Linked DNA regions of Homo sapiens: region 1 is linked to region 2. The links are chromatin loops, found by intact Hi-C in ENCODE. Cell type or tissue: endothelial cell of umbilical vein. All regions are shown on one strand. Links, peaks and the distances in the headings refer to the core of each region. The heading gives the core; the rest is flanking DNA.

Region 1 (5,374 bases), core at 170-5,169, 64 kb before region 2:
ATGTTCTGTTTCTTTCTTTCTGTCTCTCTTCTTTACTTTTTTTTTTTTTTTTTTGGAAACTGATGTTTATTTTCCATCAACTTTATTTCCATGTTGCTTAAGGGCCTGTGCAAGAAGTGCTTAAGACCAATCAGTGGTTGCTGCTACCCACTCAGTGGCCTGAGCAGTGGGAGCTGCAGACTAGACTTCCGTGGCAGGCTGAGCACTCCAGTCTTTAGTAGGGAACTGTGAATAGGCACAGAGGGCACCTGCATACCTTCAAACCAGTCTGCAATCTCAGGCTGAGTAGCAGTGAACTCAGGAGCTAGAGCAGTCCACTCACCCTGAAATTCCTCCTTGGTCACAGCCTTTTCAGCAGCAGCCTGCTCTTCTTTTTCAATCTCTTCAGGATCTCTGTAGAAGTAGAGATCAGGCATGACCTCCCACGGGTGTTCACAGGAAATGGTGCCACGCATGTGCAGAACTTCCCGAGCTGGCATCCACCATATCTGACCCACTGAGGGAGCTCCCTTGTTGTTGCATGGGATGGCAATGTCCACACAGTGCAGAGGAGAATCTGTGTTACACAGAGCGATGGTAGGTAGGTTAACATAAGATGCCTCCGTGAGAGGCTGGTGGTCAGCCCTGGGGTCGGTAACCACAAGAAGCCGTGGCTCCCGGAAGGTTGCCTGGATCTGGTTAGTGAAGGTTGCAGGAGTGAAGCGGCCAGCAATTGGAGTGGCTCCAGTGGCAGCAGCAAACTTCAGCACGGCCCTCTGGCCAGTATTCCTGGAGAATATGACACTGACATCAGCAGGGTATTCAATGGCAACAATGGCATGAGCTGCCAGCAGAAGCTTCTCCCAGGTCCTCTTCAGATTTGTGATGTAGGTGCCATAACTTTTCCTTTTATAGATGTACTGTTTCATCTGGAAGTCAAGATTGGTGCCACCTAAGTGGGTTCCTGCTGCAAGGAACTTAAGGACATCCTTCTTCTTCATTTGCAGGACATCAAGGGCTCCGCACATTGTGAAAGTTTTCCTTGAAGTTACGATGGGAATCCAGAACGCCGTATGGACCCCTCTGTGGGTAGCGCAGAAATAATTTTTGTATTTTCAGTAGAGACGGGGTTTCACCATGTTGGCCAGGCTGGTTGTGAACTCCTGACCTCGTGATCTGCCGTCCTCCGCCTCCCAAAGTGTTGGGATTACAGGCGTGAGCCACCACGCCCAGCCTCTTCTTTCCTTCTTTTCCTCTTTCTGGAATTCCTACTGGGTAGGTGTTGTACCTCTGTATTAATCATCTATATCTCTTATTGTTTCTGGCCTATTTTCTGTTTCCTGTTCTCTTTATTCTCTGTGACCTCCTAAACATTATTGTCCACCCATATTTATTATTTTACATTTTGTGAACCATAATTTTAATTTCCAGAGGCTTTTACTGTGGTTCTTCTCACAGGGCTTATTTTTCACTGTGTCATGTTCTTGTTTTATTGTTTTATGGATGGAATATTTTCTAAAATCTCTCTGGGGATGCTGATCAAAGAAGTTCTGTTCTTTCATGTTCTTTGTTTTATGTTCTTTTTTCTTTGTGAGACGGCGTCTCAGTGCAACCTCCACCTCATGGGTTCAAGCGATTCTCCTGCCTCAGCCTCCTGAGTAGCTGGGATTACAGGCGTCTGCCACCATGCCCAGCTAATTTTTGTATTTTTAGTAAAGACAGGATTTCACCACGTTGGCCAGGCTGGTCTCAATCTCCTGAACTCGTGATCTGCCCGCCTCGTCCTCCCAAAGTACTGGGATGACAGGCCTGAGCCACCGTGCCAGGCCTGTTTTATGTTCTTATGTTCTCTGAATTCTCTCTGTGTTCTTTGAGGTTAAACTTCTATCTTTGTCTTTCTCTCTCTTTTGGAATCCTCATTGCTTTCTTTCATACCACAGGTTTTCTCTAATTCTGCAGCGAGCCTCTGTTAAGCTTTTATATTTGAGAATGAGGGACTATAAAAGCTGACAGAAACTCTGGGACATGAACAGGGACTGCTGCCTTTAGATCACCCTTTGTGGGGAGGCCTTTACTCTGGTCATGCACACCAGCTGCTCAAGTCCCTCCAGACTGTGCACATGATTCTTTGCCTGGAGTCATTACCTGGCTGGATGTCCTCACAGTTCTGTGCATGGGGTGGGGTGGGGATGGGGGTGTTGACTGTTCTACACACAGGTCTTCAATCCTGATTGATTTTCAGCCCTACTGGACTCTCCTGCCTCTAACTGTGGAGCCCTGGCCCCATCCCAGACTCTACAGAGCACAGTAGTTTCTTCCATGGCTCCACCCTCCATCATCCCATCCCACCAGTAGCTGCTTGTCTAGCTGTGGCTTCCTCTGAGTTGTGGTTTCCTCTGCTATTTCCTCCAGCAACGTTCTTCACTCTGGGTTCAGTGTTGCGGAAATGGTCTGTCGTCTTCCCTCTGCAGATGTCATCATCAGCATTGTCCTCATTCTATTTGTGGGTTTTTTTTACACCTGTCCCATTCCTTCACTTGTGTGCTGTTGCTGGAACCTATGGGAGGCTCCTAGCCTATGACAAACCAGGCACAAAGGTCCAAAGAAACTACAGAGCTAAGTGCAGAAACAGAAAGATTCTGATACAAGTGTTCTGATGTAAACATTTAACATATTGAATTGTTTGGGGCATTTGATCCAACTGCAAACACGTACATCCATGATTTAGTTGCTAAGACACATTCTGGCCCTATGCAGAATCTGTAAATGCCTTTCCTCCAACTCTGTAAAATTGAATCTGTGGGCCTGGCACAGTGGCTCACGCCTGTAATCCCAGCACTTTGGGAGGCCGAGGCAGACCGATCACCTGAGGTCAGGAGTTTGAGACCAGCCTGACCAACATGGAGAAATCCCGTCTCTACTAAAAATACAAAAATTGGCTCACGCCTGTAATCCCAGCACTTTGCGGGGGCCAAGGCGGGTGGATCACGAGGTCAGGAGATCGAGACCATCCTGGCTAACACGGTGAAACCCCGTCTCTACTAAAAATACAAAAAAAAAAAAAAATTAGCCGGGTGTGGTGGCCGGTGCCTGTAGTCCCAGCTACTCAGGAGGCCGAGGCAGGAGAATGGTATGAACCCGGGAGGCAGAGCTTGCAGTGAGCTGAGATCGCACCACTGCAACTCCAGCCTGGGTGACAGAGTGAGACTCTGTCTCAAAAAAAAACAAAAACAAAAACAAACAAATGAAAAAAAACAAAATTAGCCGGGCGTGGTGGCACATGCCTGTAATACCAGCTACTCGGGAGGCTGAGGCAGAAGAATTGCTTGAACCCAGGAGGCGGAGGTTGTGGTGAGCCAAGACTGCACCATTGCACTCCAGCCTGAGCAACAAGAGTGAAAATCCGTCTCAAAAAAAAAAAAAAAAATTTGAATCTGCGACCTCAGAGATTCAGTGTTCTAAATCGCTGCCTGTTTTAGAAACCAGCCTGTGTGGCTGAGGCCCTACAGCATGTGATCCTGTCCACATCTGTCATGAGTAGCACAAGGTCAGACATAACCAGATCCATGCAAGTTGGTGTCTTTCCACAAGGCTGGACTTTTATTGATGCTATTTCAGTTATAAAAGCCATGAACTACATGAAGTTCCCACAGAGGCAATTCTCCTTAGTACATCCCATTTACTCAGTAGTCAGAGCCTTGGGCACACAGGCTGAAACCCCTCCACAGGTCAGTCAATACTGCAAACCATACATTAGAGTATACTTAATCAATATATAAATATTGCAGATTAAACATTCCACATCAAACAAAACAACATTTAACATCAAGAGTAAAGGGGAGGCCAGGCACGATGGCTCACGCCTGTAATCCCAACACTATGCGAGGCTGAGGTGGGTAGATCACTTGAGGCCCGGAGTTTGAGACCAGCCTGGCCAATATGGTGAAACCCTATCTCTACTAAAAATACAAAAATTAGCCGGATGTGGCGGTCCAAGTCTGTAGTCCCAGCTACTTGGGAGGCCGAGGCATGAGAATCACTTGAATCTGGGAGGCAGAGGTTGCAGTGAGCCAAGATTTCACCACTGCACTTCAGCCTGGGTGACAGAGAGAAACTCTGTTTCAGAAAAAAAAAAAAAAGAGTAGAGGGGATAGGAAGAGAGTTTCACAAACCAGTCCAAGGAGAGCAATATGGACAGTGTCCTCAGCTGGTCCGGGCACTTGTCAACATCTTGCAAGAAAGAGTTTTTGATGCAGGCCGAGCCTTCAGTGGCAGATGCTGGGCACCGATCACCAGTGACAGCAAGACAGTGTCTGTTAAGACGGCCATTTTGAGCTCATGACGTTCTGCATGTTTTATGGCCACAGAGTCCTCTGGTGAGGACTGATGGTAAAAGAGTGTGCCTGTTTATGTCCTGGTCTGGTTGGGTGCCATCTTTATTAATTAGGTGAACCTCTGGTCCTTGTTGGTGTGGTGCCTTCCGAAATGTAAGATGGAGTCTTTTTCTAAGATGGAGTCACTTATGTCAAGCATGCTCCATACACCCTCTCTCCTGGCGCCGATGGCACTGCCCTGGAGCCCGCTGGAATCGGGGCTGTGGTAGCTTGTGATATGCGGGTGTGGCATTGTGGCCAGCCACCCAGGCTTCATTTTCTGCTGTGCTGGTTTCCCTGACAGCATTTACTGCCAAGCTGCTGGGACCCCTAACTATATCCTGTCACTTGGGCCTTTCATTGAATGACAAATGGCCCAGGGACTTAGTAGTTTAAGATGACAACCATCATTTCATATGTGCAAACTTCTGTAGGTCCAGAGTTGGGCAGGGCTCAGCCAGGTTAGTTTTGCTGCAGGTGATGTCAGTTGGCAGATGGGCTGGGGGCGGGGACCCCTGGGGCTGGCCCAGGCAGGATGGCTAAAGCAGTTGAAGGCTGGACAGACGTCTCTCTTATTCCAAGTGGTCTCTTTCTCAGGGAGCCTTGTCTCTGTGTGGTGCTTAGGGCCATGCTTGTACTAGGGAGGAGTGCACAACGGTGAAGGAGGCAGAAGGAGGATGAGGAGCTGCAGGCTGCCCCTGGCCCAGTCTTGGTAGCCACACCAAGGGACTCCTGCTGCGTGCTCTTGGTCAAAGCCTGTCTTGGGCCAGCCCAATGCAAAGGGAGGGAAGTCCATTCCACCTCTTGGTGGAGGAGGGGCAAGTCACTCGGCAGAAGGGCAGCTGGGGTGGGGATGTTGCTGCAACTTTCTCTGGAAACATAGCCTACACCCTGGGCCCCAGCATGGTCTCTTTCCCTGGGGACAGCCTCTACCCTGGTGAACTCAGTGACCAGTGGCTGAGTCCAGATGCTGGCCTTGGTTACTTGGAGGTGGCTTTGTCTAGGATAAGGAATGTGGCTAT
Region 2 (5,374 bases), core at 155-5,154:
CTGGTGGGTCCTAACTAACATGACAGGTGTCCTACAAGAAGAGGAGATGAGGACACAGACAGAGGGACAGCCACGTGCGGACACAGGGAGAAGACACCGCCTGCAAGCCAAGGGGAGAGGTCTCAGGAAAAATATCCTTGCCGACACCTGGCTCTCAGACCTGCAGCCTCCAGAACTGTGAGAAAGTAAATGTCTGTTGTTTCAGCCACCCAGCCTGTGGGCCCACGTTGCAGCTGCTCTAGACACCAATGCCCTTTGCATCCATGTGTGCTGGTGAGGCACCGTGCCACCTGGGGCCATTCCCTCGTCCTCTCTGCAGCCCTCGCCCCAAACTCTCTCTGCCTAACGGGTCTGGCCAGCATGTGAGACGGAGCATTTTCCCTCAGTGTTCTGCACTGTTGCATGAATTCTAAAGCACCAGCATTTGGGAGAAAGCAAGGGGGAGTGACAGCTATGGTGCCCATCATTTAGTTGACAATAATAAGGTGCAAGCCAGAGCAAACGTGTGCTCCTCAGCACGGGGACTTGCACCCGTGCTGCAGCCTGCCTTGATTTCCTGGAGTCTGGCATATTTCACTCTGTGAGCAGGAAACCGGCTAACCAATCGGCTGCAGCGCTCTCTACATTAGTATCATGCTACCTGGAAATACATAAGCCTGCCTCGTCATCAATAAGACAATTCAAGATGTCGTCAAAAGAGGGGCCTGTTTTCTTTTTACCGATAAATGTTATTCATTGTCAGCTCATGGGTACTGAGGGGGCTTCGTGCTTCACAGCCCAATCCCTCTGAGTAGACTGCATTTTTTTGTTTTGATAAAATTAGGAAAGTAATCAGCAGAGCTCCTGACTTTGTCCCTCTTTTTTTTTGAGCTGTGTTGTTTGAGAAAGTGCTTGAGCACTGAGGTTGTTGGCAACTGTGGAAGCATTTTGGAAACAAATAATAAAAAAAACATAATAAACACTTTTGTTTACATGTCCTAGCTTTATGGAATCTGAAGAAGACAAAGGACCCACTCACATGTTGGGCACTTGCTTTAAAACCTTACTCTTGGCTGGGCGCGGTGGCTCATGCCTGTAATCCCAGCACTTTGGAAGGTCGAGGCAGGCGGATCACTAGGTCAGGAGATCAAGACCATCCTGGCTAACACAGTGAAAACCCGTCTCTACTAAAAATACAAAAAATTAGCCGGGCGTGGTGGTGGGCGCCTGTAGTCCCAGCTACTCGGGAGGCTGAGGCAGGAGAATGGCGTGAACCCAGGAGGCGGAGCTTGCAGTGAGCCGAGATCGCACCACTGCACTCCAGCCTGGGCAACAGAGCAAGACTCTGTCTCAAAAACAAAACAAAACAAACAAACAAACAAAACCTTACTCTTTAGTAGTCGGCTTCATGGGCTGACAGCTGCACTGTTTCTCAGGGCCCAGCCCTCAGAAGGCCCATGCTTGGCTTAATACTCTGCTATCACCATCTTGAAATTCTTAATAATTTTGAACAAGGGGCCCCCACATTTTCATTTTGCACTCAGTCACGAATTATGTAGCTAGTCCTGCTCTTTAACCAGGAGCCAGAGATACGGTCTCCAAAAGGAACATACCTATTTACTAAGTGAAAGAAGCTAATTTGGAAAGGCTATATGGTTCCAACCCTCTAACATTCTGGAAAAGGCAAAACTATGGAGACAGTAAAAAAAAAGATTAGAGATGAATCAGTCAAGCATAGAGGATTTTTAAGACAGTGAAGCTAGTCTGTGGGATACCGCAGTGGTGGACACATCATTATACATTTGTCCAAGCCCACAGAATGTACAATGCCAAGAGTGAACCCCGGTGTCAACCACGGATTTGGGTGATGATGTGTCAGTGTAGGTTCATCAATGGTAACAGATGGACCACTCTGTGGGGGATGTTGACAATGGGAGAGGCTGTGTGTCTATAGGGCAGGGGAGATATGGGAATGCTCTGTATTTTCTGCTCCTTTTTGCTGTGAACCTGAAACTGCTCTAAAAAAATAAAGTTTACTATAAACAAAAAGAACAATGCACCAATGAGGATCTGGGAATGACAACGTGAGGGTTGTTGTGCAAATGGTCAAATCCGACACCTACAGGGTGAGAACCGGGAGAAGGAGGGCAGAGATCCAGCATCAGGACACGCCTGACCCCAGTTCTGCAGGCTGTGGGGATAATAGAGCTGTCTGCTTTGACGGGGCCAGACCTTGCAGTCCAGTAACCATGCAGGCTGTCCCGACGCCCGTGTCTGCCAAATCTCACTTTTTCCCGGCAACAGGCCAGGTCATACCAGCCGAGAGACTTTTCCGGGAGGCTGAAGGCACACCTTCCTTGTGAAGAATGCTGAGCAGTTGTAGAGTTTGTTTCTTTTAAACACGAAATTGCTGAGGATAAACATGAAATGTTTTATTTATTTAAAAAAATGTTTTTCCTTGTTGCGGTTCCTATTTTTCCTTGTTGTGGTTCCTATTACCCAAAGGATTGGGTTTGCTTTTTTTTTTTTTTTTTTTTGCTGGCATTTCAGGGAACTCTCATTTACAAGCAAAACTCATGCTTTAAGTTTTAGAACAAATCCAGACAGACTGCCATTGGGGTTTACCGGTCTTTAAAAACCAGTGATTTATTTAATGTTGTTGATGAAAACCTAGCTTCCAAAATGTTTTCTTGTGAGATGATTGCTTGGTCTTAGTTTCTAGAAGGCTGAGTTTCTCCACCACTCAATCATGTGCAATGACCTCACCCTTTCATCTGCCCAGGAAGGGAAACCGACTCCAGTGTCCATAGAGACAAGCAAGGGAGTCTGGCTCTCATTTCCTGACTTGCAGAGAATCCGGCTGGCTGCCCCTGGTTTCAGTGGGACTGCTCAAAGCTGAGAGCTCAATTTCAGCAGGAAATGCAGAATCAGCATTAAGAAAGCCAATGTTTCCCAAATTCCAATCAGACAGTGAGTTTCAAATGCTGTATAGTCATGCAGTAGTTTTTGAATAGAAAGCAAGCAAGCATTAAGACAGCAGAAAAGACTATTTTCCAATCTATGAGGTTTGTGTTGCCAAAGGGAGAGAGAGTGCAAGGTTATTCTGGTAACTTAGGAAGTATAAGTGACTGAAGATAACCATTTGTGCATGCTGAGGGGCTTGGTCTGTACAATCCAGCAGGCAAGCATGCTTTCATTGTGTTATCCAGACACTTGAGGCTAAAAAACATGTAGGCCAGGCGCAGTGGCTCACGCCTGTAATCCCAGCACTTTGGGAGGCCGAGGCAGGTGGATCACCTGAGGTCAGGAGTTTGAGACCAGACTGGCCAACATGGTGAAACCCTGTCTCTAACAAAAATACAAAAATTAGCTGGGTGTGGTGGTGGGCGCCTGTAATCCTAGTTACTTGGGAGGCTGAGGCAGGAGAATCGCTGAACCCGGGAGGCAGGAGAATTGCTGAACCCGGGAGGCAGAGGTTGCAGTGAGCTGAGATGGCGCCACTGCACTCCAGCCTGGGCGACAAGAGCAAGATTCTGTCTCAAAACAAAACAAACAAACAAACAAAATCCAACCTTGACTTCTCAGTACCTTGCGTTGTAATCCTGCACAGACTGAGGAGAGATCACGAGCACACAGAAACATTTGGGGTTCTAGGGCATTGAGGCCTGCAAAACAGCTGCCTTGTCTGATGCTCAGGGAGGTTGGGCCGTGCCCTTGGCCATCCACATTCCTTCCTTTACCAGGCTGACATCCCACTGGCAACACCTGGACTGCAGGCTGGTGCGCACCACCTCTGCCCCCTCCACACTTCTCTCTTTGGGTCCCTGTCCCGCTCCAGCACTTACTGCCTCTCCTGGTGGAGCACTTTTTCCTGGACAGTGTCCTGAGGACATCTGGAGAAAGCCCCTGCCCTTCTGAGATCACTTTCTACACCTGCACAATGAGAAAGTGGCACCTGAAGCTACCTACCTGTTCTAAGACATTAACAGGTTTTGAAACCATCAGGTTAGATCCATGGCAATTTCTGGGGAACCCATAGGCACCCCACGAACTCTGCCTTGTTGGAGGAGCTAAGTGAAGAGTTCTGGTTACAGCTGAATGTCCAGGTCAACTCCAGAGGCCCCCCACAGACAGTGGGCTTTCCTCCTGTGTTTGTTTTCTCAGGTTTGCAGCCCACACTGCTCTGAGCAAATATAAACCTGCTATTTGTCCAATGCTTTAAATCCCAACAACATTCCCAGATTAAACATCATACATACTCAAGTGACGGTGATTTGAGATTGGCCAAGCTGGCAGAATCTAGTTTAACAGTGGAGGGCGTTGGGGTGCAATGGAGAGAATTCAGACTTGGAGTCAAGGGAAAGTCAGCTGTAATGTGAACAATCTTCTTGGCCTTCTGCAGGTGTTACTTCCTTTGTGCCGTATTTTCCTTTCCAGCCAAATAGGAACTCCTTTATAGGGTTGTTAGGAGGCTCAATAGTCACGTCTTTTTTTTTTTTTTGAGTTACAGCCTCACTCTGTCATCCAGGCTGGAGTGCAGTGGCACGATCTCAGCTCACTGCAACCTCTGCCTCTTGGATTCAAGCGATTCCCCTGCCGCAGTCTCCTGAGTAGCTTGGATTACAGGCTCCCGCCACCATGCCTGAGGCTGTTTCTCTGCTCAGGTCCCAGTGGCTGGTCTAGTTCCTCCACATACTTATGGTAACTTGGTCCTTTCCCTTACACTATTTTTGCGTGTTTCCTTTACAACTAAGAGTTCTACTCATGCGATATTTTAGTAAGGCAAAATATCTGGTCAATTGAACACACCCAATCCTGTAGTGAGACAAGTGCATCAGGGTGGAAAGATCTAGCTTTCAAGTTTGTCCAATGTATGGCATTTCACATTTTTATTTTCTTTTATTTTGAGACAGGGTATTGCTGCCACCCAGGCTGGAGTGCAGTGGCATGATCTCGGCTCACTGCAACCTCTGCCTCCTAGGCTTAAGCAATCTTCCCACCTCAGCCTCCTGAGTAACTGGGACCACAGGCACGTGCCACTCCACACCCAGCTAATCTTTCTTTCCTTCTTCTTTTTTTTTGAGACAGGATTTTGGCACGTTGCCCAGGCTGGTCTTGAACTCCTGGGCTCAAGTGATCTGCCTGCCTTGGCCTCCCAAAGTGCTGAGATTACAGGCATGAACCACCACGCATGGCCTCAAATTTTAATCTTTGAACACATTCCTAAGAAAGAAATACATTTGACATTGGGACTTGCTTTCAATGCACATGCACACACAGACACACATGGGAACATACAAAACACTTCATGATTTTTAAAAATTTAGAGATGGGGTCTCACCATGTTGCCCCAGCTGATCTCAAACTCCTGGCCTCAAGTGATCCTCCTGCCTTG

Evidence for each region. Hi-C counts contacts between places; a loop is a spot of excess contacts. Peaks named below come from ENCODE experiments on the same cell type or tissue, not always from the same donor. Only the 100,000 strongest peaks of a DNase experiment are listed, where the experiment ranks them.
Region 1: it touches region 2 in a loop (2.4-fold over the local background); 1 of 110 quality-filtered maps calls a loop at or near these places.

What each region holds. Positions count from the first base shown.
Region 1 is chr9:88,320,087-88,325,460 of GRCh38, reverse strand. It overlaps the pseudogene RPSAP49. Among named protein-coding and RNA genes, the nearest start is that of SPIN1, 66 kb to the left of the region's middle. In endothelial cell of umbilical vein, for the core only: no CTCF peak of the experiment used is centred there; no DNase peak of the experiment used is centred there.
Region 2 is chr9:88,255,664-88,261,037 of GRCh38, reverse strand. No RefSeq gene overlaps it. Among named protein-coding and RNA genes, the nearest start is that of SPATA31C2, 120 kb to the right of the region's middle. In endothelial cell of umbilical vein, for the core only: no CTCF peak of the experiment used is centred there; DNase peaks (open chromatin) are centred at 2,277 and 2,797; H3K27ac peaks cover 1,104 bases.